Regions from separate parts of the Homo sapiens genome. Here region 1 is linked to region 2. A link is a loop called in an ENCODE intact Hi-C map of the cell type or tissue named here. Cell type or tissue: CD14-positive monocyte. All regions are shown on one strand. Links, peaks and the distances in the headings refer to the core of each region. The heading gives the core; the rest is flanking DNA.

The links. Hi-C counts contacts between places; a loop is a spot of excess contacts. Peaks named below come from ENCODE experiments on the same cell type or tissue, not always from the same donor. Only the 100,000 strongest peaks of a DNase experiment are listed, where the experiment ranks them.
Region 1: it touches region 2 in a loop (6-fold over the local background); 2 of 110 quality-filtered maps call a loop at or near these places.

What each region holds. Positions count from the first base shown.
Region 1 is chr1:15,054,849-15,070,441 of GRCh38, forward strand. KAZN (kazrin, periplakin interacting protein) reads left to right here. Exons shown (of 15, transcript NM_201628.3): 5 at 1,243-1,432; 6 at 5,324-5,454; 7 at 8,724-8,774; 8 at 10,782-10,905. Among named protein-coding and RNA genes, the nearest start is that of TMEM51-AS1, 90 kb to the right of the region's middle. RefSeq lists enhancers at 4,958-5,458, 5,459-5,959, 8,790-9,989. In CD14-positive monocyte, for the core only: CTCF peaks have their summits at 7,841 and 8,050; no DNase peak of the experiment used is centred there.
Region 2 is chr1:15,296,400-15,311,992 of GRCh38, forward strand. FHAD1 (forkhead associated phosphopeptide binding domain 1) reads left to right here. Exons shown (of 34, transcript NM_001391957.1): 5 at 285-394; 6 at 4,806-5,042; 7 at 12,214-12,337. Among named protein-coding and RNA genes, the nearest start is that of FHAD1-AS1, 40 kb to the right of the region's middle. RefSeq lists an enhancer at 8,471-9,670. In CD14-positive monocyte, for the core only: CTCF peaks have their summits at 8,522 (motif pointing left) and 8,721; a DNase peak (open chromatin) is centred at 8,472.

The sequences.
Region 1 (15,593 bases), core at 3,452-11,451, 240 kb before region 2:
CCCGGCCCCAGCTCAGCCTCACACTTGTCCCTGGGCTCCCTCCTGTCCTACATGTTCTTGGCGTGGGCTCCTGAGAGCTGGGCTTAGGATCTGCCTGTCCCCAGCCTGCATTCAAGAAGGAGCTAGTCGTGTAGGCTGATCGTGCACCTGCCCATCTCCTTGCTAGTTCTGCAGAAGGTGCACATGGCACTTCTCTGGCAAAACCTTGTGACAGGGAGAAGAAGCAGCCTTCAATCTTGCAAGGAGTTAAACTAATGGGAGCCAAACACCTTTTTCTTACAATCGGACTTGAATCCTGGCTAGTCCCTGGAGAATCCAAAAGAATGGGTGGTAAGAGTGTTCCTGGGGCCGGGCGCAGTGGCTCACACCTGTATTCCCAGCACTTTGGGAGGCCGAGGCAGGTGGATCACTTGAGGTCAGGAGTTCAAGACCAGCCTGGCCAACATGGTGAAACCCCATCTCTACTAAAAATACAAAAATTAGCCAGGCATGGTGGCACATGCCTGTAATCCTAGCTACACGTGAGGTTGAGGCAGGAGAATTGCTTGAACCCGGGAGGCGGAGGTTGCAGTGAGCTGAGCCACTGCACTCCAGTCTGGGCAACAGAGTGAAACTCCATCTCCAAACAAAACAAAAAAAAGGAGTGTTCTTGGAACCCCTCTATTTCTGGTCTCACTTTGCTCTTGGTGGGTAACCCCCAGGTTAGCTCTCGGGTGAGTTAACTTGACACAAATGCATCCATGTGACAAAAGTCAGACAGAACTGGGTTCAAACTTCACTTCTTCTACTTGTTGTATGACCTTGAGCAAATTACTCCACCATTCGGAACTTTAGGATCCCACTATATAAGATGGGGAGACCAAGAGGGACCATGTTTATGTAAGCAGTGCCCCCTAGAGTTGTGTGACCAGGTGGCCAGGCCCTGGCACAGTTCTTTGGAGCTTGGTCTCTGTCTGGATTTGATCCTGGCTCTGCCACTTCTGAGCTGTGGGATCCCAAGGCAGGCTCCACACCTCTCCGTGCCTTCGCGCCTCCAGCTGTCTAATGGGGAGAACAACAGTTCCTCCCTCACACGGCTGCGGGGCAGGCGCTTGACTTACCAATTGACGCTCGATGCCGAGCCAGCAATACCCGGTGCAGAGGATCCGGGCTTTCTCCCCATGGCGGTGGGTGGTGCCAAGCAGCTGGCCAAGAGTTCCCCTTGATCATGACTTCTTCTTCCTGTCTTCTTGCTCTCTCCAGGCCAAACAGTCCTTAGCTACGCTGACCAAGGACGTCCCCAAGCGGCATTCCCTCGCCATGCCGGGCGAGACGGTGCTCAATGGCAACCAGGAGTGGGTGGTGCAGGCGGACCTCCCGCTGACCGCAGCCATCCGGCAGAGTCAACAGACTCTCTACCACTCACACCCCCCTCACCCTGCGGACCGGCAAGGTGAGTCCTGCCCTGGCCTGGCTCCACCACGGCTTCGAGGGGCTTCACAGGAGGCCATCTGACCCAGTGGGAGAGGCAGCTGCTTTGTTCGTACTACAGCAGCTTGGGGGCGTGGGACAGAGACCTTGGGCTCATGTAACTGAAAAATCTAAGAGATGGACAGCAGGCATAGCTGGATCCAGAGGTTCAAACACTATCTGGGTCCCTCTGACCGTCTCTCCATCTCTTAGCTCTGCCCACCTCCTTTTGGCCTCATCTTCAGGCTGTCTCTTTCAGCAAGAAAGTAAAATAGTCCCCTGCAGTTCCAGATGTTTAAGACCCTCACAGCTCAAGTCTTAAGAAAGAAAAACTATCTCTTTCCCCCTGTGTCCATAGCAAATCCCAAAGAAAGACTCTGATTGGCCACATCAGAGTCACATGGGCATCCTTTGGCAGGGGAGGCAGCAGAACTCCTTGATTGACAGCTCTGGCCAATCACAGGGCATCCAAGAGGGGCTGATGTCAATGTCACAGGTGTTTGCTCCAGGCACTCGGCAGGGAAGTCTGGCCTGTGGACAGCATCTGCACCTACTGCCCATGGAACAGGCTCCAAACTTCTCGCTGTCCTGTTGCACGTCTGCAGGCCACCTTGCTCTGTTCTCTGTCCCTTCTGCAAGTAGTTGCCCTTATGTGATAGATGCAAGTTGGGAACAGGCATCCAGCAGCAGCCAATGCACCAGAGGTAAGAGCTGGTCACTGTGAAGGCTGCAGGCTGGGCTGGCTGTTGGAGCTGCAGGAGATGAGTCAGACACAGCCCTGACCTACAAGGGCCTGGCAGGCTGATCAGGGAGATGCCAGCAGGCCCTGCTATTGCCTGTCAAGGGTACAGATGGGGGAGTGTAGGTGAGTCATTGGGACGAAGGGGCATAGGCCCTGGATTCAGACTGCTGGGTTCAACTCTGGCCCTGCTGCTTACTAGAGGCATGACCCATGACCTAGGCCAGGGTCCTCAGTTTCCTCATGTGTAAAAGGGGCATTAGGCTCTTAGCACACAACGTACGTTAAAGACGTTTGCTGAGACTTCCTTTACCTACTTCATGGAGCTGTCGTGAAGATGAAATGTGTAAAACTGCGGGAATGGGGCTGGGATCATGGTCAGAGCTGGGTAAATATTAGCTGCTATTCTCATTATCATCGTCATCATCACCATTGTTGTCATCATTGATAGGTGACACAGGGGACTTTGAGAACCCAGACAGTAAGCAAATTCAGAGTCTTCCCTTCCCATTGAGTGGGATAGCAGCCCTCCCTTCACTGTCTGACCCAAGGTGGTGTGACTTTTTTGGGGTAAGCGTGGGCAGCTCTGGCCTTCAAAGCCTCAACTCAGAGGTGGAAGAGCTTATAATAAAACTGCTCGGGGCCAGCATCCTCGTCAGGCAGGGAAACTGAGACCCAGAGAGGGCCACCACTTGTTCAGAGTCTCACAGCCCAGCCATGCAGCCAGCTGTCCTGGCTTTGGGTCCAGCCCCAGGGCAGCAGGAGGGCAGAGGTGCAATTTGAAGGCAGACAGGGCTTGGGCAGTTTCTGAATCACGTGGGGGCAGCAGACTCCTGGTCATCCTCGTCTGCCTCTGCAGGGCCTCTCCTCAATGGAGCTGGCTCTGGTCTGGGAAAGCTTGGACAGGCTGGTGGATCTGCCCTCTGGGCCCTTCCTCCTCCACAGTATCTGCCTCACATACAACCATCTCCATGCATTTTATCAGACACCCCCTCCTCCAGGAAGCCTTCCGTGCTCTCTCCCCTGTGTCCTCTATGCTCCTGTAAAGTTGGGTGCTCACCTGCGTCATAGCACCTCTTACCCTACCTCGGGTTTGCTGTTGATGCATTTGTCACATGACTCCTCCCATCTGTCCAGTGCCTGGCACTGTGGTAGGCTCATCATACATGTGGCTACTGTCTGGGATTGGTACCACTGGCATCCATCCCCATGTTACACATAACAAACCTGGCTCAGAGGGGCTAGGGAGGATGCCCAAGGTCACACAGCCTGTAGGGTAAACTCACCCAGATTGGAATTGACTCCAAAGCCAGGGCTCCTTCAGCCACCCATCTTCTGTATTAGAGCATATGGCCATTGGTGGCAAGGACTGTCTTTTGCAGGAATGCAACCCCACCTGCTGGCATGCCGCCTGCACATGGTAGGTGCTTAGCCAGTCTTGTCAAACAAAAGATGCTTTCTCCATCCAGTGCCAATGCCTGCAGACAGGAGAGCAACCTGCTGGGGACTTGGAAGGGCTTCTGAGCTGTGGCTTCTGGTCTGGACCTTCCATTCAACCACTATTTATTGAGTACCTATTATGTGCCAGGCACCATGAGCTCTGGGATTCGACAGGATAAGACACCCAGGGTACCTGCCCTCACAGAGCAGATGTTGTCAGTGTACAGATATGATATGTAAATATACTATTAAATAACAAGCAGGCCAGATGCAGTGGCTCACGCCTGTAAGCCCAGCACTTTGGGAGGCTGAGGTGGACAGATCACGAGGTCAGGAGTTCGAGACCAGCCTGGCCAGCATAGTGAAATCCTGTCTCTACTAAAAATACAAAAATTCGCTGGACTTGGTGGTGGCAGATGCCTGTAATCCCAGCTACTCGGGAGGCTGAGGCAGGAGAATCACTTGAACCCGGGAAGCAGAGGTTGTGGCGAGCAAAGAACACACCACTGCACTCCAGCCTGGGCAACAGAGCAAGACCCTGTCTCAAAAATAAATAAATAAATAACAAGCAGAACGATGACAGATTGTAATTAGCACAAGGAGAGAAATCAACAGAAAACAGGCACTTTTTTTTTTTTTTTGGAGAGATGGAGTCTTGCTGTGTTGCCCAGGCTGGTTTCGAAGTCCTGGGCTCAAGCAGTCCTCCCTCTTCCGCCTCCCGAAGTGCTGAGACTACAGGCATGAGCCACCATGCCCAGCCAAAAGCAAGCACTTTGATAAGAACCAACAAGACAGGGTAGGGAGAGCTGATTACTGGGGAAGGCCTCCTGGGACAGGCTGAGACCTGGAGGATGACAGTGCCCCTGATGGGCAACAGGAATGGCAGAGACCAAGGCAGGGGGACATGGCCTGTCTCAGGCAGTCAGAAGGCTGATGTGGCTCTAGCCGAGGCTGCTGGGGTAGGCAGGGCCGTGGCACATCAGGCCACCTCGGAGGCCAGGAGGAAGAGAGATGAGATGCTGGCTGGTGGCCCATGCTCTGGTGTGTAGAGTGGAGTCAGCGCGACCCACCGGGAGGCCTCATGGTCTTCCAGGCGAGAGTCAGTGGTGGCAATGCAGTGGGAGAGAAGCAGGCAGATTTGGGGCAATGTTTTGGAGCTGCTGCTGCCGATTGGATGTGGGATATGGGGGAAAGAGAGAAAGTGGTGGTGGCCTTTAGGTTTCTCATTTGGGAAACCGATTTGGGGCAGTGGTTAGGATTGCACCAGGTCTAGGAATGTCCAGGTGGTGGGAGCATGTGAGTAGAGTCACAGAGTACTCACGTATTAATGCATCACGGTGCTGCTTAGAAATGAATTTATAAACATCAAGCACTTTCCTGTATTGGACTTGGAAACGAGGAGACTTGAATTTGGAATGAGAAGACTTGAAAACTTCCATGTCTTCTCCTCGTTCACGCTGGTGGAGGAGGGTTCATTGGATCCAGAGGCTATGGGAGGTTCTTCCCAGCAGCTGCTCTATGGGAACGTGTGGAGCTGTGGAGTAGGGGGTTGGAGAACCAGGCAAGTCTCTTCCCTTCTCTACACCTCAGTGTTCCCATCTGTAGAACGGGGGTGTTGGGTGGAATAACCGCCAAGGCAGCACAGGCGAGGACGTTCTCTCCATCCCTCACTCACCAGCTGTCCCTGCTTTCCAGCGGTCAGGGTGAGCCCCTGCCACTCCCGGCAGCCCTCTGTCATCTCCGACGCATCTGCCGCCGAAGGCGACCGGTCGTCCACACCGAGCGACATCAACTCCCCTCGACACCGGACACACTCCCTCTGCAACGTAAGGCCAGCAGCAGCGGGGCCTGGGCCCCTGGGCCCTGCCCAGAAACTGCAGGGGCGGGGGTGGCGGGGTGAAGCCATACTCGCTGTTTCCTCTCGTCCACCCAGGGAGCACTCTGGCGAATGCATTTCCTGTTCTGTTCTTTCCTTTTGCAAGAAGCGATGGATGTGGGGAGAAAAAGGAATGAGGCCCGTTTGCTCCTTGTGTCCGGGAGGGTGAGGAGAATCCAGAGGAAGCGGGCCTGGGTCGGCCGCAGGCACAGCCTGGAACTCTGCCCCAGTGGGCCCTGTCTGGGACCGTGGGCTTCTCCTCCCACACATTACCTTCCAGAGCTCAGGGCCTCCCCAGCACCTCCTCATTTCCCTTTAGAGCCAGCTCTCTATCCTGACCCAGGAGTCTTGGCATGAATTGCCTCTGGAGAGGCTTGTGAATATGGTCTAAGTTTGTTTCCTTTGTTTATTTCATCAAACACTTTTTGATTGCATACTGGGCACCAGCTCCCAGGAGGCAAAGGCCCTAGCTGCCTAGCTCTTGATGACTAGTGGGGCAGACAGATGGGCTCTGCAACAGTGTGGGAGTAAATTGAAGGTGGGTTGAGCTTCTGAGGACAGTTGGAAGCCATGTCGAGGCTCTAACATGAAATATTGGGGTCTGGGTGTGGGGACCACCTTGAATTTTTGTTTTATCACACAGTTGGTAATGCAGAGGCTCCCCTCTGCCATATCCTGAAGACAGACATCATAGGGTTAGATCCTCAAATGCACGAGACGGCTTTTTCCAAAACTCAGTTAATGTCACTTTATTAACCAGCGAAATAGATAATAAAAAAGAAATGAGGTGAACACATTGGACAAAACCATTACTTGCCAGTGACATGATTCTCTACCTGGAGAACTCAAGAGAATAACTTGAAAAGCTATTAGAATGAATAATAAGCATGTACATAACAGTGTTGCTTGGAAATCAGTGTGTAAAAATCAATCACTTTCCTATAGATGAGTCGTAATTATGGAACCATTTTTTTCAATCCACAATAATGAAAAGTGCTTATAAAAATAGCTAAGAGTAAACTTCAGAGAAGCTGCCTCAGTCTGCTCAGGTGGGCGGCAGAGATTGCTGGCCCGGGGACTTTAGATGGCCTCCTCAGAGTAGGAAGGTCATTTGCAGCCTGGGGCCCTGCTCAGGCCTGGGATTCTCTTTTTTATTGTTTTATTTTATTTATTTGTATGTGTGTGTGATGGAGTTTCACTCTTGTCACCCAGGATGGAGTGCAGTGACGCAGTCTCAGCTCACTGCAACCAACACCTTCCAGGCTCAAACAATTCTCCTGCCTCAGCCTCCCGAGCAGCTGGCATTACAGATGCCTGCCATCACACCCGGCTAATTTTTGTATTTTTAGTAGAGATGAGATTTCACCATGTTGGCCAGGCTGGTCTTCAACTCCTGACCTCAGGCGATCTGCCCACCTCAGTCTCCCAAAGTGCTGGGATTATAGACATGAGCCACTGCACCTGGCGGGATTCTCTGTTTTATACTGGTGCTTTGAGGAAGCAGTATGTTCTTCTCTTGTCCCCAGAAGAGAATCCTAGTGACAAAGTCTATCTTGACTAACAGAACCAAGGCAAGGAAGGTGGGCCACTGGAGGGGTCTCTGACATCCATTCCCTGATCCTGAAGGACCACTGTGGAGTTATACCTACAGCCAGCAGTGTCCCTGCACCATTCTCATCCCAGTTGAGAATACCTTCCCCCCACGGCCATATTTTGTCTTCTCGTGGTGGGCCCATGGGGACTCTGGCAGCAGAAATGCTGCTGGAAAAACCCCATTCTGCAGAAGGAGTTCTCCAAAGGCCTCTTGAATTGCATTTGACCCAGTCCTAGTCTTTTGCCCACCATAGCCTTGGCACATTCCTGCTGCCAGGAAATGGGTGCTTTGATAAGCCAGTTGTCTGCATACAGGCGTTTCAGTGAGCAGGCCCCATTCTCTTTACCCATAGATTTGGCAAAGATGTTCCTATCCAGAGTGGAACTATCTTAGCTGCCTTCAGAATGGATTCTGTTTGCAAACCTTGAGACTAAAGACTAAACTACCATTCATTAATTCCCTCACTTCCTCAACCCTTTTTATCCCCCCATCTCAACAGGTGTGCATGCAGGTAAGCCAGGAAGAGCCCAAAAATAGCTACAGGTAACCCTTTGCCTTGGGCATCTGACGTCCACCAGCAAGAATAGTGCAGCCTGGACTAATGACTGCCTCATCCTCTCACACTCTGGCCACTAATTTAGAGCAAAAGTAGGAACTCAGCATAGAGAGGTTGGAGAAGGTTGACGGACCTTGGCATTATGCTTGCAATTCCAGAAATAACCACCAGGAGTCTCCCTAGTAATGACTGTTTTGATCCAAAGGATCTGTGGGCTCCAGACAGGGCAGACTGATTCTGGGATGTAGTGAAGGCTTTTGTACACCTGTAGGCTATTAAGGGTTCCCTCCACACCCACGTAAGGCAGGGCTGGCAACACAATGGAAATGTCCTACCTGCCCATCCTAGGGACCTGTCGTCTGAGGCTCCCTAGGAAAAAGGGAAGGAGTTCAGACCCCTCCTGGGGCAGCCCAAAGCTCAGGACCAAGTATGCAGTTACCCTGGAGCTCCTGCCTGGAAGGAGCACTGTGCCAGGAGGAATCTGACAGCCCCCAATTGGAGCTGTAGCTCTGCATCCAATTAGCTCCACGGTAGTGGACTGTCTGCTGCCTCTCTTGATATCTGTGAATAGGGCTAACGAGTCCTGCCTGCCCCTGCGCAAACTAAGAGATTCATTGTGTCGGTTGTGGGGGAAGCTAGAGGCTACGTGGTCTCCCAAGTTTGTTTCTGTCCCAAAATTCTCTATTTTGTGCTTTTTCTATAAAAGTACATTTCTTTATGAAAAGCACCAAGTCTAACCAAGCTCTAGCTCTAACTCAGAGGACAGACTGGGACAGGAACTTAGACGCCCTGGAGTGGCTAATTTGTTGGTCAGAAGATGCTGGGGGTTGAGAGGCCAGACTGGGCAGGAGAGGACCCCAGGAACTCTAGGGAAACTCCAGGCCCCATCAATAAGCCATCTGGGGGTATCTGCTTCAGGAGATGGGGGGTGGGCTCCCCACTGCAGAGGCAGGGTGGCCCCTGAGAGATGGCATCCTTCCACGGAAGGCCCCACACCGCACGGGCCGCCTCTGCTCTCCTGTGTCACCTGTCTCTGCTGTTTCATCTTCCTCTTCTCCTCTGGCTACAGGGCGACAGTCCCGGCCCAGTTCAGAAGAACCTGCACAACCCTATTGTACAGGTAGGTGTGCCCTCCCTGGCCACTTGAACCCTCCCTCCACCCCACCTTGACTACAACTTCACCCTCTGTTCCCCTGAGCCCACATCCATGCCGCACACCCAAGGTGGAGAGGATTTATGCCACTTCCGCTGAGCCCACGTCCATACTGCACACCCAAGGCGGAGAGGATTTATGCCACTTCCGCTGAGCCCACATCCATGCCGCACACCCAAGGCGGAGAGGATTTATGCCACTTCCGCTGAGCCCACATCCATGCCGCACACCCAAGATGGAGAGGATTTATGCCACTTCTGGAGTCTCAGGTGGGCTGGGGCCTGAGCCAGTCTCAGCACCTGGGCCCGCCTGGCCCTGTGCCCTGCAGGGCTGTGGAGCTGCTGAGTGCACACATGTCCTCCGTCCTGATGCCCTGGCCATGGCTTACCCTGGCAGCCAGCTCTATAAAATTCCCATTATTATTGAAAAGCTCATAGCCCAGGCAGTGGGTTTTTTGTGCTGCTAGAAACTTGATTCATTTTTAACATTTTCAATATTCTGTCATCAGAGTGAGGAGGGGGCTGCAGGGAGGACAAACAACATGAATTTGAGGGTCTGCAGGGGTCTCTGAAGTCACCTTTCTAGTCCTGGGCTCCCCACCTGTGGGTCTGCACACCACCCATTCGCAACGGAGACCACCAGGGAAGTGGTTCAAATGCAGATTCCTGGGCCATTTGCCCTAGAGATTCTGATCCACCAGGTACAGGGTGGGGCCTGGAATTCAGGAAATCCCTAAGTGTTTGGGGAACCATGAGTCAAGTCTAAGCCCCACCCCGGTTACGCATGATGCCACCACATGTCTTTGTATGAAGCACTTGGCAGTTTGCAAAACTCTCCTGCAGATACCACCCAGATGCCGGTAGTGTCCCTAACAGGAGGGCAGGGTAGACCTTACCACCATCATCTTATATTGTTTTCCCACGTCACAGACAAGAAAACGTCTCAGAGCAGCTCAGGTGCTTTCCAGGGTTCCACAGGTAGAGTCATGATCAGAAATGGAGCCCCCGGTGGCCATACTGTCTCCTGTCCAGGGCAAGTACCAAGCCATTGCCTTCGGCTGACGCAGGCTCCAGACTCCTCCACATTTTCCGGACTCTCCCAGGCCTCCTTGCCCATGTCACTGTGTGCTTAGTGCCCTGGCACGGCAGACAGGGCCTGTGGCCACCCTTCCTCCCTGTGGCCTCGCATCGTGGACATGACCACAGGCAGTGGCCGAGTGCATGGACATCCTCCTACAAGCCCTCAACAAGCACCTGAAAGTTGTGGGCAAATTGAATTTAAACAATATTATTACAGTACAAATGACCACAGCTGCTCACTGTACTGAATGCCTGTGGCACACCAGACACCGTCCTTGGGGTCTTTTTCTTTCTTTTTTTTTTTTTTTTTTTTTTGAGACGGAGTCTCACTCTGTCGCCCAGGCTGCAGTGCAGTGGCGCGATCCTGGCTCACCACAACCTCCTCCTGGGTTCAAGTGATTCTCCTGCCTTAGCCTCTCAAGTAGCTGGGATGACAGGTGCCTATCACCACATCCGGCTAATTTTGTATTTTTAGTAGAGACAGGGTTTCACCATGTTTGCCAGGCTGGTCTCGAACTCCCGACCCCAGGTGATCCACCCGCCTGGGCTTCCCAAAGTGCTGGGATTACAGGTGTGAGCCACCGTGCCTGGCCTGTTCTCAGGGTCTTTATCCTCTCTTTAGCAACATCCTCGTGGCAATCTTGGAAGGGTCTTACTGTTGTCCCTGAGAGGTTCTGTGACTGGTCCCTGTTTGCTCAGTGAATGAGGGGCTGACCTTGGCATTCCAGCCCTGGAGGTGGCTTCTCAGCCATCCCAGCCCGTCCCTGACCCCACTGGCTTAAAGCTCAGAGAGGCCTTCCCCACCCCGGATCCCATCCACTGCAGTCTGCACCCCAGCTAAGCTTGGCTTTCTTCTTCTCCCCCACCCTCTTCCACGTGGCTCCTGACTCCTCAGTCACTAGAGGATCTTGAAGACCAAAAACGGAAAAAGAAGAAAGAGAAGATGGGATTCGGCTCCATCTCCCGCGTCTTCGCCAGAGGGAAGCAGCGGAAGTCCCTCGACCCCGGCCTCTTTGATGGTACCGCCCCTGATTATTACATAGAGGAGGACGCGGACTGGTGATACGCGCTCCCCTGCGCCTGCTGCCCGCAGGCGTGTCTGTGCGTGTGGGCGTGTGTGCAAGCGAGCGTGGGTGCGCGTGTGGCCGTGCGTGGGGTGCGTGTGCACGTGTGCGCTGGCACACATGGGTGCTGGGTGTGGCCGAGCGCCTCTAACAAGTGAAAACACGAGTGTGAACCTCTCTCCCCTGCGTCGCCACCTCTGTAATTGATGTACATACCGCAAACCGTGTGTGAACCTGTCAACTCTCTGTCGTCTTTGGAGCGATACAGTTGTGTTGTTAATCTGGTTTATTATTTTTCTTCAGTGTTTGGTTTTTCTTTTTCTTTTTGTTTGGTTCGTCGGTTTGTTTTTGTTTTTGTTTTTTTCCCCCTTTCTCCTCCCCTCCTCCTTTTTATGAAACTTGAAAACTTGAAGGACTGCTGTGTATTTGTAAATAACAAAACTATTGTGCACTCTGTGCTTGTAAATGTCCCTCGTCCAAACCGCTACTCCTGGAGCCCGTCTGGCAGAGGATGTGGTCTGTTTTTGATGTCCCCCCTCCCGCCCCCCTGGTGTGAACGTGTGGGACCAGACCCTGTCCTGGGGGTGCGCCCAAGTCACTTTAACCACAAAACGCCATCGTCGTCAGGGTAAGCTCTGCTCTCTACAAAGACTCGCGAGCCGGGCCAAGGGGCCTTGTCTTGGCTGGGTTTGTCAGAGGTCAAACCGGCTCTTTTAAACGGCCTACCAGTTTTTAAATTGCATTGCCGTTTCTTTCTTTATGAAAAAAAAGAAAAAAAGAAAATTGTTTCATTTAATTTATTTGCACAAATGCTGAAAACTTATTCTATCTAAATTATTACATAAATATTGGAATGTCTATTTTTCCATGGGGTGGGCGGGAGGTGGGTGTCTCTGTTGACTTGTCTGTTCTGTTACCATGCTGCTACCCAACTGTGCAAAGTAGTTTAGGGTGGCCAGAACCCAGGGACCATTGGATTTCAAAGCTTGCTTTTTCTGTTGGTTCTTCTCTCTCCTTCTCTCTCTGTCTCTCCCATTCTCCTGCCCATGCATGAAAGGATCCTCCACCTTCTTCCCACCCAGAGCTCCCTCCAGGCCTTTCTCTATATATTTATTTATCTGACATACAGAACACGACTTTAGTGAGCAGAGTGCTGACAGTCATGGTCCCCTTCTTTGGGTCTGTCTTTTGAGAGAGGTTGAGTTCAGGGCAAGACAGCCTGCCACACATCCAAGGGTACGACCAGTGGGACCCTGGCCTGAGTCTGTTCTCCGAGGGGCCTCCAGCAGCTTCTGTTCCTCCCTGCAGCTGTGTCTTTCTTGTCCTGGGTTTAGGATGCAGGTGGGCCAGGCAGGTGTTGTTAGGGGAGGCACCCACTTCAAAAGGAGGGCCACAGTGGGGACACAGAGTCCAGCACCTGAGCCCTCCACCCTCCCCATTCTGGTTGGTTCCATCAGCCACACTTAGAATCTCCCAGGATCCCTTGGACTCCGTCCCCCAACTTGTCACAGCAGCCTGAGCCTACCCACCCCAGGAGACAAGAGCTGGCAGGAACATCTGCCTATATGGGGGGTGGCGTTGGCCCCAAAGAGGCTTCACCAGCAAAGGAACTGTGTGTATTTTAATGCCAGGGGACGGAGGATGTGTGAGCTGTTCAGCAAGGTCTGCCCAAGGCCTAAAACTCAATTTCCTTATTCTTTTGCTTCTGCTCGTCCTTAACAACTAACAGCTCAACCCACACCTCTAGACAACAGTAGTCGTGCTTTCTGCTAACGGTGACATTTTCAGCTCTTAAAAAGAAGCAAGGAGATTTTCAAATGCTAGAGTATCTCTATCAGAAGGCATAGGACATTGTGTCCAAAGTCTCAAGAACAAACAACACTTTCCTTCTGACCTGGTCCAAAAGTCAGCAAACAGCAAGCAGGCAGAGGCCCTCATAAGGACTTTTCTGTCCTCCTTTGACCAAACTGTTTAACCGAGCCTAGGGGTGACGGGGAGCGACCCAAGCTGGCATCTTTCTCTACGGAGACAGATTTTAGAAAATACTTTTCTTGCCCATGAATTTCTTTTCTGGTTGATTTTTATCATTTTCCCTTTACTTACAAGAAAATAAGATTGCAACCACTCCTGCTAATGATTTAGTAGTTCCTTTTCATTTCAGTTTTTGTAAATTAGGAGATAATTCTAAGAGTTACTAAAGGATGATTTATTTAAGAGAACTACGTCAAATAGCGAATGAGTTATGGGTAACATTAGACGAAAATAACCTTTCCCGTGGGAAAGGTTTCTCGAAGGCATGGATGCAAATATAAAATATTAAAAAAAATCTAAATAAAGCTTATTTTAAAATATGATCGAATTCTATGTTATTTGATTGCTTCTATTTGGCTCCGGGTGGGAGGCTCTGCCCCTCTGGGAGGCACAGGCTGGCATGACCTGCTCCTTGGACTTCCAGGGCTGGGTTCTGGGAGGGGGGATGGGAGGGGCCGAGGAAAGCTGGCTGGATTCGGGGCCCTTGGAGGGGCCGAGCCGGGGTAGCCTCCCAGAAGCATCTCGCCTCTGCCGCCCTGACTGTAATTTGGAGGGCTACCCTGTGGTCCAAACGCACCACCCCCGACCTGGCACCCTGCATTGTGGAGCTTAGTGGCCCCAGTCAGCTTTCGTCTGCTTCCTTCTCCCCCTGAGCTCCTTCCAGAGGCCCCAAAGGAGCCTGTGCTTTGGGGCGTGTTACTTCCCGCAGACCTCCGTGGACCTCTGCGCGTCCCACGATCCCACCCTCCCTGGAGGACCGAGAGGAGCTTCAGGGAGATAGAGAGGGAGCCACAGGCTTCCTTGATTGAAGCCAGAGTGAGCCAGGCTTTTCCTAGCCCCAAGAGAACCCCCCAGATACAAAACTCAGGCCTCCCCCAGCGAGACTCCACTGTATGTCCCGAGAAGAGGGTACCCGGGTTACCCCAAAGCCTGACATAGTCAGTACCCTCAATCTCTATATCTCCCAACTGAAAAAAAATTTTCCCCGGCAATAAGACTGATGGAGGGCTGGCTTTTAAGTCCCCTCCCACCTCTGCAGCATAAAGCTATGTAATACAGACACGATGCCGAGGTGAAAATGAGCCCCCAGTGAGGATGCAAATGGATGTGGTAGGATTGGGAAGGCCAGGAAAGCCCTGGGTGACAAGGAACTTAGGGCCATCTACCCCAGCAGTTCTCAGCCTGACCACACCTTAGGGAAAAAAAAAAATACTCATTCCAGGCCATATTCCTGGAATTGAAGTGTATTTAAATCTCCTCTGGTGATTCTAAAGGGTTGCCAGGATTAGAACCACTGAGCTGATCTGAGGAGGGCAAGTGTGGCCACACGCATGCCCCTACTCCCCTCTCCCTGGCCCCATGCAGACATCACCAATCAATTGAAGAGCCCTTCCTGCCCATCCCGAAGTGGCCTCTGATTTCTCACTTTACATAGCCTCAGATAGCCACAGCCAGTCAATCAGAGTTGGCATACAAGGATAAAGCCTTTTTGCCCTCTCAAAACTAACCCCGTCTCTCATGCGGGACATATGGCAAAAACTTTGGCCCAGAGAGGAATGACTTGGCCAGCGTCCTAGCTATCGTGCCTCTCATCCTGGGACCTTCTCAAGAGCCAGGCCATACCTTATTTGGGTCTTTGTAGCTCTACTCAAAAGCCACCGTACCTCCTTTTTTAAAAGAATCTTCTCCAGGGAAGCTGAGGCAGGAGAATGGCATGAACCCGGGAGTTGGAGCTTGCAGTGAGCCGAGATCGCGCCACTGCGCTCCAACCTGGGTGACAGAGCGAGACTCTGTCTCAAAAAAATAAATAAATATTTAAAAAAGAATCTTCTCCAGGACCTTGCTCCAAATGGTCCAACTTCAAATGGTACCTATTAGAAATTGGAGTAGGGCTGCCCAGGGCATCCAGGGCCAGCTGCACAGGTTGGGCACTGCATTACTCCAGAAGGTGCCATTCTCCAGGCTACCACGTGAATGGTGTCCTGGTTTTTCAATACACAAGCTGCATGACTGTACTCAGTGGCCCGTCTGTGTGCTCCTCCTACCCACGTTGCAGGCTAAAACAGCTGTAACCAATAATAACAATAATAATAATATCTAACATTGATTAGGCATTTACCACAGGCCAGGGTCCATGCTATGCACTTTACACATATTAACTCAGTTAACCCTCCCAACAGCCTGTCATTGATGAGAAAACAGACGTTGAGTAACTCATCTGAGGTCATGGAGCTGGGAGACAATAGAAGTGGGCCTCAAACTATGGAGTTTTGGCTACAGAGTTTGTGCCCTGAACCACTCCACCGTCTGAGCAGTGAGGGGCTGCCGCCAAGCAGCTGGGCCTTCTCCCAGGGGGGCATCTTCAGTGCATCATCTGGGCCTGGTTTCAAGGCCCCTTGCCCACCAGTAGCCTCTGACACAGCTTTGCACTGCCTCACTTTTGTGACTCAGTCTGTTTCCATCAGCCTTTTCCCCGCAGGCCCAGAAAGCTCACCCCTAGAGAGGAATCAGCGGGGGAATCAGAGCAGAAACCGGCTGCTGTCCAGCACCAGCTCTCCCTTCCTCTTCCTGGCTAAGTCAGGAGCAGAATCACCTCCACTGGCCCTGCAGTC
Region 2 (15,593 bases), core at 4,075-12,074:
CCCGCCACCACACCTGGCTAATTTTTTGTATTTTTAGTAGAGATGGGGTTTCACCATGTTAGCCAGGATGGTCTCAATCTTCTGACTGCATGATCCGCCTGCCTTGGCCTCCCAAAGTGCTGGGATTACAGGCGTGAGCCACAGCGCCCGGCCTTTAATTTTTAAATTACATAAAATATCAATCTCTGGGGGGAAACAAACAGGAAGGCTAACGTGAACATCTTCTTCAGGCCTCAGGGAAACTCATGATGTCTTTTGTGCTCTCTGCTGATCTCACGCCTTAGTGTGGACCAATGCCATGAAACTGTCAGAAAAATCAGTGGCCGAGGGGATTCCTGGGGCAGTTCCCCCTGCGGAGATTTATGTGGAGGAGGACTTGGCCCAGCAGGACAAGGTGAGGGAGGGGTCTGGGGAAGGGTGGAGCTGCAGCAGCAAGCGCACTGCAAAGGGACTTGCCGATGCCTGTTCTGTGTGGCCCAGGAGTGCCCTTATCCTGCTTCCAAGAAACCACCTCTTACTCCCCAAGACATTCAACCAAATGTTTTATTCTAAATTACGACCTCCGCAACCACTGTTTATTAAGCATCTACTGTGAGCTGGACTGTGTCCTGTGCACTTAACATTCATTCACTCATTTAATCTTTGCTGTCTTCAAAATAGGTTTTTTAAATCACCATCACTTAACAATGAGGAAACCGGAGCTCAGAGAGTTTAAGTAACTTGCCCAAGGTTGCACAGTAAAAGGGGCAGAATTGAGATTCACACCCAGGTCTGGTTAACTTCCCTAGTGGGAGGAAGTGAGAGCTGAGGTCAGAGATGACTAAGCAAATGAGAAAGACTTGTTAAAGAACCAGAGAGGTTTAGGGAGTGAGACAGGAAGAGAGGTCAGAACAGATAAATTGAAGCAAACTTGGGAAGGATGGATCCAGGTTGATTTTGCCTCACTTAGCCACAACCTGAAAATTATATGATAATCGACTACTTTTGCACCAACCTAATACTAAAAGCAATGATCCACAATGCCTTGCTTCCCCTAAAGATCAGGGCCTGACCTTGCAGCCATTCTCAGAGTCTGTAAGGAGCAGAACCACCTGGAGCTCTTGTCACACACGGGAGTGACATGTCCAGGAATCTGCAGCAATGGTGAGTAAGGTGGGAAGTCAGGTTTGGATGCTCTGTCAGTTACCCACTGCTGTAAACAAGCCAGCCCAAAACTTAGTGGCTTAAAACAGCAATTTATTTCCCACAATTCTATGGGTTGCCTTGGAAGGTTCTCCTGCTGGTGTCTTCTGCCTCACTCATGCAACTGCAGTCAGCCGGTGGCGTGGCAGGGGCTGATGGTCTCAGAAGTCCTCATTCCCATGTCTGGGACCTCGGTTGGGACACCTGGAATTAGTTTTTTTGCTTGTTTGTTATTTTTTTTTAGTTTCTTCCCACAGATTTATTTTTTTAAGTTTTTATAGAGTTTTTATTAGTTTTCTTTTTTTTAATTTTTCCATAAGTTATTGCGGTATAGGTGGTATTTGGTTACATGAGTAAACTAGTACAGCCAATATGGAAAACAGCATGGAGATGCCTTAAAGAACTAAAAACAGAGCCACCATTTGATCCGGCAATCCCACCACTGGGTATCTACCCAGAGGAAAAACAGTCATTATTCAAAAAAGATACTTGCACATGCCTGTTAATAGCAGCACAATTCACAATTGCAAAATCATGGAACCAATCCAAATGCCCATCAATCAACGAGTGGATAAAGAAACTGTGGTATATATATTCAATGGAATACTATGCAGCCATAAAAAGGAATGAATTTACAGCATTTGCAATGACCTGGATGAGACTGGAAACTATTATCCTAAGTGAAGTAACTCAGGAATGGAAAACCAAACATCGTATGTTCTCACTGATATGTGGGAGCTAAGCTATGAGGACGCAAAGGCATAAGAGTGATGCAGTAGACTTTGGGGATTTAGGGAGAAGAGTGGGAGCAGGGCAAGGGATAAAAGTCTACAAATATGATGCAGTGTATACTGCCTAGGTGATAGGTGTACCAAAATCTCACCACTAAAAATCACCACTAAAGGACACTTGGAATTTGAGCCCTCTCTGCACATAGTTTTTCATCCTGGGCTTCTTCATAGCAGTGCAGTGGCCTCTGGGTTTCCAGAGGGCCAGGACAGAAGCTGTACAGCCTCTTAAGAACTTGCTTGGAGACCACCCAATATCATGTCTATCACTTTTTCTTGGTCAAAGCAGATCACAGGGCCAGCCTAGATTTAGGGGCTGGGGAAAATAGACTCCACTGCTTGATGGCAGAAGCTGCAAAGTTATTTGTAGCCATTTTTAATCCACCACAGTTGTTAAGCTGGAAATAGGATCCAACCACGTTTCTAAATTTTTACTATTTATGAAATATTTATGCCCTGACTTGTCAGGACTCCTTCAAGTGCAAGTGACAATAAACAAATTGATTTAAGAAAAAATAGGCTGTGCTCAGTGGCTCGCGCCTGTAATCCCAGCACTTTGGGAGGCCAAGCAGGAGGATCACTTGAGCCCAGGAGTTCAAGCCCAGCCTGGGCAACATAGTAAGACTCGATTTCTGCAAAAAAAAAAACAAAAACAAAAAACAAACAACAACAACAAAAAAACGAGCCACCCATAGTGGAACTTGCCTATAGCCCCAGCTACTAGGGAGGCTGAGGTGGGAGCATCACTTGAGCCCAGGGGATCAAGGCTGCAGTGAGCTGTGATTGCACCACTGTGCTCCAGCCTGGGTGACAGAGCAAGACCCTGTCTCAAAAAAAAAAAAAAAAAAGGAAAAAAAAAAAAAGAAAGAAAGAAAGCATTTATTGTCTTATCTTATTGGAAAATGTAAAAGCCAACCAGCTTCAGGCATGACTGGATCCAGGAGCTTGAATGATCAGCTTCCCCTCCCCCGCTATCAGTTTCTCCACTGTTTCCCTCATAGTTTTGCTTTTGCAGCAGGCTGGCTTCTTATGTTGGAAAACATGACTGTAGACAAACTGAAGTCTGTAAGTTTAAAGTTTATGATCCAAAAGGAAGCAAGAGCTTCTTCCTCTTTTAAGTAATACATGAAATCTCTGAGAAAATGCCAATTGACCAGGCTGGGTCAATTGCAGGTGGGACAGGAAGGCAGGTGGGACAGGAAGGATCAGGGCACATAACTGACCCTCCTACCAAGACCGTGTGGAAGGGTCAGGGGTGCTCCCTCAAGGAAGTCACAGGGTCCCCACCAGAAAGGCAGGAACCATAGCTGTGCACCATAAGCTGCAGGCTTCTCTGTACTTCAGTGCCCAGCACAAGCGTGGCACACAGTAGATGCTCAATACATGTTTGTTGTGTGGATATTGAACAAACACCTGGCTGGAAATGGAGCCCTCGGGTAACTCATATTGGATAAGGCAAAGGGCTGCCCCAGAGCATGGACTCTGTTTGAGGCTGTCCTTTGAAATGTTGCCACAAGCACTCACAGGGACCCAATGACAGACCCTGGTCAGCAGTTGGGCTCCATCATGACCAAAACCCTGTGGTTCCCCAGGTTAGCAAGCTAGAAGGTCGAGCTCTCCAGGCAATGAGCTGGCCTAGAAACTGCCCACCCGCTTCCTTCCCACCAGTGGAAAATTGCATGGAGAGCAGTTTCCTCTCAAAGTAACTGATCAGGAACTCTGTAGCTGCCTATGAATCACATCGGGGAATTTTTGTTCTCAATCTTCCTGATATTTTATTGATGCGTTCTGGTGAGAAGTTTGGGGGATTTTTTCCCCCTTTTTTGGGAAACCTAACAAATTCTTCGGCTACGGTGCTTTTTCTTTTGGAGAGATGGGGGACTGGGTTAATGATACCTGTGGGTACAGCCTGCCAAGCCCAAAGTTTTTTCCAGCCTGAAATTTACAAGAGCCTATATACATAAATCACCATTCCCCTCTCATTTATTTTTCATGACTCAGTTACCTGGAATAAATTTTTATGTGAATAACCAAAAGAGCCAGGGAATAACAGAAGAGAGGAAAGGGGAAAAGCTATTTCAGAATGTATTAAATTTGTAAAGTTAAATAGCCCCATTATAGTCAGAATGTGGTTGAATAGAGTCATTTCCTTAATTACCTTTCCTTCGTCCCCAGATGTTAGACTGAGGCCTGGTAAGTTGATTCCTAAAAATATTATAAATAAACTTTTTGGCAACAAAAATTCCCAAGTGGGATGGTGGTTCTTAATATGAAAGTATAATTTTAGGGGAAAGGAAAGTTTCTGTCGCTCTAAGGTATACACATGACTTATAGAAGTCTGTATGCAAGTAATCATTTTAACCAAACTCTTGTCTCTATGAGTTGCCAAGTGACAGAGAGCCTCAAAGTCTGCCTTTTCCCTGCCTGCCTGCCCTTACTTTCCCAAAATAATTACACTATAATTTTCCTACCTTTTTTTGAGACAGTTTTGCTCTTGTTGCCCAGGCTAGAGTGCAATGGCATGGTCTGGGCTCACTGCAACCTCTGCCTCCCGGGTTCAAGCGATTCTCCTGCCTCAGCCTCCCAAGTAGCTGGGATTACAGGCGCTTGCCACCACACCCAGCTAATTTTTGTATTTTTAGTAGAGACAGGGTTTCACCATGTTGGCCAGGCTGGTCTCGAACTCCTGACCTCAGGCGATCCACCCATCTTGGCCTCCCATAGTGCTAGGATTACAGGCGTGAGCCACCGCACCCGGCCCCTACTTTTTTTTAATGGGCTCAGCCTCACACCTAGGCCCACACCTAGTAAGCCTCCCATCTGATCTCTACCCAGGATGAAATAATTCTGCTGCTGGGAAAAGAGGTCAGCCGTCTCTCAGATTATGAAATTGAATCCAAATACAAAGACGTCATAATAGCAAACCTGCAGAATGAAGTGGCTGAGCTGAGTCAGAAGGTGTCAGAGACCACCACCTCCAGGCAGAATGAGAAGGAGATCTCGCAGAAGTGTCAGGTTCTGGATGAAGACATCGATGCCAAACAGAAAGAGATCCAGAGCTTGAAAAGCCAGGTAGGCAGAGCCTGAGAGGTACAGCACAGCTCTCAGGCCAAGGCCCGGGAGGCCCCAGGACCACCAACCAAGGTGAGCCACCCAGAGTTAGGGAACGCGTGGTCAGTGGAGCATGGTGGTTAAGAACACAAATCCACAAGACTGGGAGATTCGGCAGTTTCCTAGCATGGTAAGAACAAGATCAGCCTTTGTTCAGCACTGGCCATGTGCAAGAACTAGTGCAAAGCGCTTTAGATTAACTTATTTAAACCTCACAATCCTCTGACACATCCATTCTACAGATGAAGGGTCTAAGGCAGGCCCAGGCCGGGCGCTGTGGCTCACACCTGTAATCTGGCACTTTGGGAGGCTGAGGCAGGCAGATCACTTGAGGTCAGGAGTTTGAGACCAGCCTGGCCAATATGGTGAAACCCTGTCTCTATTAAAAATACAAAAATTAGCCAGGCGTGATGGTGCATGCCTGTAATCCCAACTACTTGGGAGGCCGAGGCTGAACCTGGGAGGCAGAGGTTGCAGAGAACTGAGATGGCGCCACTGCACTCCAGCCTGGGTGACAGAGTGAGACCCTGTCTCAAAAAGAAAGAAAGAAAAAAGTCTAAGACAGGCCCAGAGACACCCAGGAACTGCTTACAGCTTGCACAGCACGTGAGAGGTGGCAGTGCAATTTGAACTCAGGTCCGCCTTCTCGCAGACCCCATGTTCTCACCTCGATTTCCTATTTCCCCACAATGCTGTCACTTCAGTAACCGCGTCTCACCCAAATCCAGCCCCAGCCAGAGAGAGCTATGGGAAGTTAGCTAAGTGGGGAGAAGGAACTGCCCGGTGTTCCAAACACAGAGGCCTTTACCAAACCCTGAAGGCAGTTAGTTACTGGTTCACTTATAGGGAATTTCATCAAACAAAAATTCTTCACCTGGAATTTCTGAATTTACCAGTCATGTACGTTTCTCTTGAAACTTGATTCAAATTCTTTTTTTTTTTACTTTAAGATTGGTCAGTGATGGCTGGGCGCGGTGGCGCACGCCTGTAATCCCAGCGCTTCGGGAGGCTGAGGCAGGCAGATCACAAGGTCAGGAGATCAAGACCATCCTGGCTAACACAGTGAAACCCCGTCTCTACTAAAAATACAAAAAATTAGCCAGGTGTGGTGGCGGGCGCCTGTAGTCCCAGCTACTCGGGAGGCAGTAGAATGGCATGAACCTGGGAGGCAGAGCTTGCAGTGAGCCAAGATAGCACCACTGCACTCAGCCTGGGCGACAGAGCGAGACTCCGTCTCAAAAAAAAAAAAAGTGGTCAGTGATATTGTATATCAGTCAACAAAGTTGTTAAAAGAGTAATGGGCCACTGGTGAATTTCACCCTCAGTGCATCATGCTGGTTAAACTGTGGACATGCCTGGGGCCTCTGTTCGCCGATTCACTGCTTTTGGCCTCTGCCTTCTGTACCCAGTTCAGGGTGCACAGTTTCAGCCCTGGAAAAAGCCTAGGTTAGACATGGTGAACCTCGAAGAGTCTTTCCGGGACTATAAACTCCACAAGGGCAAGGGCTGGGCCTAGTTACCTTCCAGAATAGGACAGTGTCTGTTCATTCATTCATTCATCCACTCATTCGTTCATTCAAACGTTTGTTGAGTGACTACCCAGTGCCAGGCCCTCTTTTGCGCTCTGGGAATTCGGCAGAGAACAAGGTTGACCTGATCCTTGTCTTCTTACAGTTGTGTTCCAATGAGGGGGACAGAGTAGACAACAAAACAGACAAATATATGCCCTAATATTGAGGCAGTGACCCTCCTTCAGACCTGTTTTTGAAAGAGCAATGAAAGGAGCTGGTCCTATAGGAAATACTGCTGCAGACAGCTGCCTGGACATGTCTCTAACTCCTTGAGGAGCCTCTTTCTCTTCTCATCTGAACCCAGTTTTGCAACCAGATCTCCATCTTTTTCAGTAACTCTCCCATTTCAGAGCTTTCCTGCACTAAGTGAAGTGTCTTGTCCAGATACAAGGTTAAGGATGAGTAACTGTCACATCTCTTTGAGTCTGTGTCCACATTTTGGGTATTGTTTAAAGTGCTCACATTATCTGGAAATTTATCTTTCACCGTGAAATTATCTATAAATAATTACTCTGTAGCCGGGCGTGGTGGCTCACGCCTGTAATCCCAGCACTTTGGGAGGCCAAGGCAGGCGGATCACCTGAGGTCAGGAGTTCGAGACCAGCCTGGCCAACATGGCGAAACCCGTCTCTACTAAAAATACAAAAGTTAGCCAAGCGTGATGGTGCGTGCCTGTAATCCCAGCTACTTGGGAGGCTGAGGCAGGAGAATCACTTGAACTTGGGAGGTAGAGGTTGTAATGAGCAGAGATCATGCCACCACACTTTAGCCTGGGCAACAGAGTGAGACTCTGTCTCAAAAAAAAAAAAAAAGAAAGAAAGAAAGAATTACTCTGACTTATTAATACTCCTCCCCCCACTTTGATCTTGGCTCATAATTGAAAGATGATACTTTATAACAAAGCATCTCTGAGCTAAAGGATGCAGTTGGTCTGAATCCAAATCAAGTTTCATCTGCTCACATTTTAGTCTCTTAAATATTCTATTGCCAACAGAACATTCAAGCAGACGTACAAGCCACATGGCAGGTTGATTTATTGTTCTGATTACTTTATTCTCCTGGGTCTCCTGAAAGTGTGTGCATAACGATTTGCTCTCAAAGCCCTTCGATCTGATACAATACCCCAAGACAATGCGTACCGCCATGCGGCCTGCACTGCCTGTGCTAATTAGAAGCTGAATTAGTATCTTAAAGCAATCAGTCTTCCTAGCACTATTAACTTTCTTATGACCCAGTGCCCATTTTATTACACAGTGTAATAGGCACTAACACCTGGGGATTTATGCCAATTATAGACAATATGGATATTTATTTTGGTCATGAAATTGATGAAGATGTTTGAAGACTACTTGGAGTTTTCCCACAGTCTGATATCCTAAAGCTCTGGTACTTAGATTGAAACATTTCCTATCTGTCAGACAGCACTGGAGTCTGGGGGATGTATTTTCCCATCCCTTCTGGAAGTTTCTCTCTGTGTTGTGCCTCTGGTATACAAACAAAAGCATTAAGCTGAGAAGAGCTGTAACTTTTTTAAAAAAAAATTCCAAGTGCCTTTTTATGGGAGAGTTGCATGTCCCCACAGAAAACAGGAAGAGGTGAAATAATTTTTTTCACTCCAAGTTTCCGAAGTGGAGACCTGCGCAAGTATGGCCTTGGAGAGGGTTGGGACATTGCAGCCCATGTCCCTCCATCTTCTAGTGAGCACCCCTTCTCCAGTGTCTCAGATGCCCCAGGGAAGATGTGACTGGTGCACGAAATGGGCCGTAGAAATTGTGAAACCTTGATCCTTCTGTTAATTCTACCACCGAGTCATAGCCACAAGGTTTTCAGGGACAGACACTAAAAACAGACTGTGAGCGCCACCTGGTGGCCAGGTGCAGGGCACACCGTATCTGCATTGTCGGGGTCCCCCCCGACTCCCACCCTGTCATATCTTATGATATGCCTGCAACACGATGAGATGATTAACAGGGATTCTTGCACTCCTCTTAATAACAATCACACTGGTGTTTAAGTGAGCCTAGGCAAGGCTTACAAATGCACACAAAAATACTATCAGTCTACCTTCCTGGAGACAGGCAAGAGAAGCAGAAGCTAAAACGCACCGTAGAATAATCAGAGCTAGTGTCTATGTGGGGAGCCAGGCATGGTCTATGTACTCTTACATGTACTAACTTATGAAAATGCTTTCAACAACCCTGAAATTACGACTGTCACCACACTTACAGAATAAAAAAATGGGACAGAATTGGTGTCCTCCCTACCTTCACACAGAGACGGATTTTGCAGATGGCAGTCTGGCTCCTGAGTCCCTACCATGCTCCACGGCCTCAGGCTGTTAATGCTGGTTCCTAGAGCCACGTGGAAAGAACTGGAAGCAGGCAACTAAAGCCTGGATTTGGATCGTAACTCTACCACCGACTGATCCGTGCAATCCCAAGCAAGCAACCTCACCCCTCTGAGTCTTGATTTCCTCACTTGCAAAATGGGAGCTGATGTGGTTTGACTGCATCCCCACCAAATCTCAACTTGAATTGTATCCCAGAAATCCCACATGTTGTGGGAGGGACCCAGCAGGAGGTAATTGAATCATGGGGGCCAGTATTTCCTGTGCTGTTCTCGTTATAGTGAATAAGTCTCATGAGATCTGATGGTTTTATCAGGGGTTTCCGCTTTTGCTTCTTCCGCATTTTCTCTTGCCGCCGCCATGTAAGAAGTGCTTTTCGCCTCCCACCATGATTCTGAGGCCTCCCCGGCCATGTGGAACTGTAAGTCCAATTAAATCTCTTTTTCTTCCCAGTATCGGGTATGGCTTTATCAGCAGTGTGAAAACAGACTAATACAGTAAATTGGTACCAATAGAGTGGGGCATTGCTGAAAAGATACCTGAAAATGTGGAAGCAACTTTGGAACTGAGTAACAGGCAGAAGTTGGAACAGTTTGGAGGGCTCAGAAGAAGAGAGGAAAATGTGGGAAAGTTTGGAACTTTCTAGAGACTTGCTGAATGGCTTTGACAAAAAGCCTGATAGCGATATGGATAATAAGGCCCAGGCTGAGGTGGTCTCCGATGGAGATGAGGAACTTGTTGGGAACTGGAGCAAAGGTGACTCTTGTTATGTTTTAGCAAAGAGAATGGTGGCATTTTGCCCCTGCCCTAAAGATTTGTGGAACTTTGAACTTGAGAGAGATAATTTAGTGTATCCAGCAGAAGAAATTTCTAAGCAGCAAAGCATTCAAAAGGTGACTTGGGTGCTGTTAAAAGCATTCCATTTTAAAAGGGAAACAGCATAAATTCAGAAAATTTGCAGCCTGATGATGGAGTAGAAAAGAAAAACCCATTTTCTGGGGGAGAAATTCAAGCCAGCTGCAGAAATTTGCATAAGTACCAAGGAGACTAATGTTAATCCCCAAGGCCATGGGGAAAATGTCTCCAGGACATGTCAGAGACCTTCACAGCAGCCCCTCCCATCACAGGCCCAGAGGCCCAGGAGGAAAAAGTGGTTTTGTGGGCCAGGCCCGGGGTCCCCATGCTGTGTGCAGCCTAGGGACTTGGTGCCCTATATCCCACCCACTCCAACCATGGCTAAAAGGGGCCAACATAGAGCTTGGGCTGTGGCTTCAGAGGGTGGAAGCCCCAAGCTTTTGCAGCTTCCACATGGTGTTGAGCCTGCAGGTGCACAGAAGTCAAGAATTGAGGTTTGGGAACCTCTGCTTAGATTTCAGAAGATGTGTGGAAATGCCTGGATGCCCATGCAGAAGTTTGCTGTGGGGTCGGGGCCCTCATGGAGAACCTTTGCTAGGGCAGTGTGGAAGGGAAATGTGGGGTCAGAGCCCCCACACAGAGTCCCTACTGGGGCATTGCCTAGTGGAGCTGTGAGAAGAGGGCCCCCGTCCTCCAGACCCCAGAATGGTAGATCCACCAATGGCTTGAATCGTACTCCTGGAAAAGCCGCAGACACTCAACGCCAGCCCATGAAAGCAGCTGGGAGAGAGGTTGTACCCTGCAAAGCCACAGGGATGGAGCTGCCCAAGACCATGGGAACCTACCTCTTGCATCAGCGTAATCTGGATGTGAGACCTGGAGTCAAAAGATCATTTTGGAGCTTTAAAGTTTGACTGCCCTGCTGGATTTCAGACTTTCATGGGCCCTGTAACCCCTTTGTTTTGGCCAATTTCTCCCATTTGGAATGGCTGTATTTACCCAATACCTGTACCCCCATTGTACCTAGGAAGTAACTAGCTTGCTTTTGATTTTACAGGCTCATAGGCGGGAAGGACTTGCCTTGTCTCAGATGAGACTTTGACTTTTGGGTTAATGCTGAAATGAGTTAAGACTTTGGGGGACTATTGGGAAGGCATGGTTGGTTTTGAAATGTGAGGACATGAGATTTGGAGGGGCCAGGGGCAGAATGATATGGTTTGGCTGTGTCTCCACCAAATCTCAACTTGAATTGTATCTCCCAGAGTTCCCACACATTGTGAGAGGGACACAGGGAGAGGTAATTGAATCATGGGGGCTGGTCTTTCTCATGCTGTTCTAGTTACAGGGAATAAGTCTCACAAGATCTGATGGGTTTATCAGGGGTTTCCACTTTTGCTTTTTCGTCATTTTCTCTTGCCGCTGCCATGATTCTGAGGCCTCCCCAGCCAGTGAAACTGTAATTCCAATTAAACCTCTTTCTCTTTTTTTTTTTTTGGAGACGGAGTCTCACTCTGTCACCCAGGTTGTAGTGCAGTGGCACGATCTCGGCTCACTGCAAGCTCTGCCTCCCGGGTTCACACCATTCTCCTGCCTCAGCCTCCCGAGTAGCTGGGACTACAGGTGCCCGCCACCACACCCAGCTAATTTTTTGTATTTTTAGTAGAGACAGGGTTTCACCGTGTTAGCCAAGATGGTCTTGATCTCCTGACCTCATGATCCACCCGCCTCAGCCTCCCAAAGTGCTGGGATTACAGGCGTGAGCCACTGCGCCCGGCCTAAACCTCTTTTTCTTCCCAGTCTCGGGTATGTCTTTATCACAGCGTGAAAACAGACTAATACGGGAGCATTCCCAGGAGCCTTCTGTGGAGAGGCCATGAGGCTCTGTTGAAGGAGTAGTGTCTGTGAGTGGGCTTTGTAGGTTCTAGAGTGTTCTGTGAGATATAACCTATTGTTATCATTTGAGGGAATTAATTTTATAACATGCTTCCCTCTCTTGAACTTTGCTCTGTATCCAGTCAGTACTGGGCGACCTGGAACCAACAGGTGATCTGTTTATGGCTGAGAGTCCAAAGGTCATCAGAAGGCACATTAAGAAACCAGGTGTCCCCAGTGGCAGCCAGGCCTGGGCCCCTTTATGGGCACAAAGATAAGGTTCATGTTTTGATGACATAGGAAGTGGTGGTCCTTGAAGGAACAGGCCCTCCCCTGTCCCTTCCACTGGTTAAAACTAAAAAGCTTGGTTTCCCCAACACCCCAGCCAAAACTCAATCTGAATCTTTCTGTCAAGCTTGTGAGAAGTACCTGTGTGTCTCCCAGACGTGGGCCAGCCCCCCTCTGACTGTGCCACCTCCTCCCACAGATCAGTGCCCTACAGAAAGGCTACAGCAAGGTGCTGTGCCAGACCCTGTCAGAGCGGAACTCAGAAATCACATCCCTGAAGAATGAGGGCGAGAACTTAAAGAGAGACAACGCTATCACATCAGGTGAGCCCTTGGAGTCGGGCCTGGGAGCTGCCACTCCCGCACCCGTTGTTCTTGGCCACAGCAGACATCACCAATCAACCACATACTTTTTGTTACTGAACTTGGCTGCAGCCTCAGAGTTCTTCCCAGCAGCCCTTTAGGCAGTTCCTGTCCATGAATCTGAGTTCACCCTCAGAGGTTTATGTGCCATCCAGTTCCTAGCATAGGGCCTGGTTTGGAGTGAGCCCTTGATAAATATTTGAGCAAATGTTATCTGTTAGCTAAAAGGCCTGCTGAGCATGGACCTCACCAGGGAACACACAGGACAAGCTGCAGCTCAGGCAGTCCCATGAGCCAGTTTGCTGTGAATGCAAACTAGAATGTGGCTAAAATGGGGTTGCCAGTTTAAGGCACCCAGCCTCTTACCCATCTCACACTGGTGCTCTTGGGCCGGAGCGAAAGCATTTTGCTAATTGAGAGGTAGCTGGATACTCAAGAACTTGGGTGGGCAAGGGGGCAGCCAACTCATGGCCCACCCTTGCCAGGCACAGCTGTTTCTTAGCCTGGATTCATTCATTCATTCATTCATTCAGCACATTTATGGAGCAGCTGCTAGATGCCAGGCACTGTTCTAGGCACTGGGGAGAGAGAGCCCTGAGCAGTCAAGATCCCTCTGCCCCTCTGCTCATGGGGCTCACACTTGGGAGAGGATGACAGACAATAAGAAGTAAAAAGATAAATGAACAAGCCCATACCAGAGAGAGATCAGTGCTCCAGAGGAAATAAAGCTGGACACCGTGGTGGGGAAGCACTCAGGGGGTGAAGTGAAGGAGAATAGCTTAGTGCAAGCTTGTCCAGCCCACGACCTGCGGGCCACATATGGCCCAGGACAGCTTTGAATGAGGCTCGACACAAATTCCTCAACTTTCCTAAAACATTATGAGATTTTTTTTTTTTAGCGATTTTTTTTTTTAGCTCATCAGTTATTATTAGCGTGAGTGTATTTTATGCGTGGCCCAAGACCCTTCTTCTTCTTCCAGTGTGGCTCAGGGAAGCCAAAAGATTGGACATCCCTGGCTTAGTGCCTGGGCAGGGATATCTCTGAGGAGGTGGGAGGGGCTGTCGGGAGGCCCCTGGGAACGGTATGCTGGGCAGAGAGCACAGGTGCAAAGGCCCCGAGGCTGGACCAAGCCACGGTGTTGGATCAACTGCCGGCGAGTGTGGCTGGAGTCAGGGAACAAGGGGCTATGGGACCTGGTGGGGTCAGGGGGGAGGCAGGGCCACATTACATGGGAGGGGTTCAGGTTTTCTTCTAAGTGTGATGGGACACGTTAGGGTTTTTAAGGCAGAGAATGGCATGTCTCGAGACCTGCAGATGATAGGGCCATGGACAGAGAAAGGGGGAAGAGAGAAAAGCAGGTGGTGGAGAGGGAATGAGTCCAGATTGGGCATATTGCTCCTAAAGTCCCCCCTGCACAGCAGGAAACATGCCCGTGGCTGTGAAAGCAGAGCGTAGCATTGAGTCAGACACAATCGCTGTCTCCGCAGGACCCAGGCCGCCTGGCCGTGGCTTTCCCTCTGCCTCACTCTGCAGTCCCCCTCCCCACTCCAGGCTTCTACCTCTGTTCTTCCCTAACATGGAATGTTCTTGGATACTTGTGAGCCCTATGGGCAGGGCTGCTCTGGGCACCAGGCATCCCAGGGGGATCTCGCTGGGCCCTGCCCTCCTCCCCAGCGTCTGTCCATCACACCCCATCCACGCTACAAGCCTGTCTCAGACACCACTCCTCTAATCAAGGAGTCAGACAGACCTGGGCTCAGGTATGGCCTGGGATGGGCTACACTCTCACGGCCCCAAGTGTGGTCCCTGGACCAGCAGCATCAGCATCACCTGGATCCTTGTGAGAAACTGGGAATTTCAGGCCCCACTCCTGACCTTCCGATCAGAATCTTCATTTTCACAAGCCTCCCGGCTGCTGCTTGTGCACACTTAAGCTCGAGAAGCACTGGGCCGGGTTACGCTGCAGTGACAAACAGTCCCCCAAGTCTCAGTGGCTCACAATAGACAGGTTCAGCTCCTGCTTCCACCCTGAGCCCATCATGGGTCAGTAGGGGCTTTGGTCATTGTGGCCACACAGTGACCCAGGCTCACAGAAGCCATCACAACACATCACAAACCCCATCTTCCACAGGAAGAGAGGCAGATGGAGGAACAAGGTGCGGATTTCCTCACCTGCCTGAAACAACTCAAACAAACAAACAAAAACCAAACAAACAGAAAAAAATGTCTGAAATAATGGTTTCCATCTATTGGCCCCAAGAAGCATGTGACGATGATCTGGGAGGGAGTGGAAACAAACAAGATGAAATCTACGATTGCCCCCGGCTGGCTTGCGCTGGAGAGAGTTTCCAGACCACAGCAGGGAGGGGAAGCCAGACAGAGCCCAGTGGTCAGCCCGACTTGAGGAGATGGAGGTGGAGAAGCCAGCACAGCTTGAGTTTGCTGGGTGGCGTGCCAGGCGGGAGGGGGCTGCACGGAGAGCACCCCGGAGATCTCAGAGGGTCCGCCTCAAGTCTTCAGCAGAGTCAGGTGTGATGAGCACGTGCATGTGGGCAGGGAAGGAACCACCCAGGAGGAGCAGAGGGAACCATCTCGAAGCCCACGTAGGCCTGAGAGTAGCTCACTTTCCCACCATCCAGAATGGGGCAACCTTGCACTACACAGGGCACCTGGTAGAGACTCAAGCCAAATTCATTCTAGAGAAAAGGTCACTCTGGTCCCGCCTCACAAAGCATGCAGGCAAGCCCCAGAGAGAGCAGTCTGTTTCTAAGGAACTTAACTGTGTCCCCGGACGAAGCTCATTTTTACAATGAAATTCTGAATCATGTTGTTCTTTATTACACATCCTTGATTGTGCAATAAAGATTGATTCTTGATTGATACCCACCAATAAAACTAGGATGAATGTTTTTCTAAGAAAAGGACCGTATGAGATAACCCAATACCACTGCATTATGCACCCTTCTTCTCACTTTTTCTCAATGTGATAATACAATAATATATTGACTATCTGCTGTCACATAAGTTATCCCAAAAAAGCAACAAATATGTTTATCTTACCCGGTTTCTGTGGTTCAGGAACTTGGGAGTGACTTAGTCTGGCTCAGGGTCTCTCACGAGGTTGCAGGAGCTACTGCTGTCATGTCATCTAAAGCCCGACTAGGGCTCGAGGATCCCCTTCTGGAATGACTCGCTCACATGGCTGTTGGCTGGAGG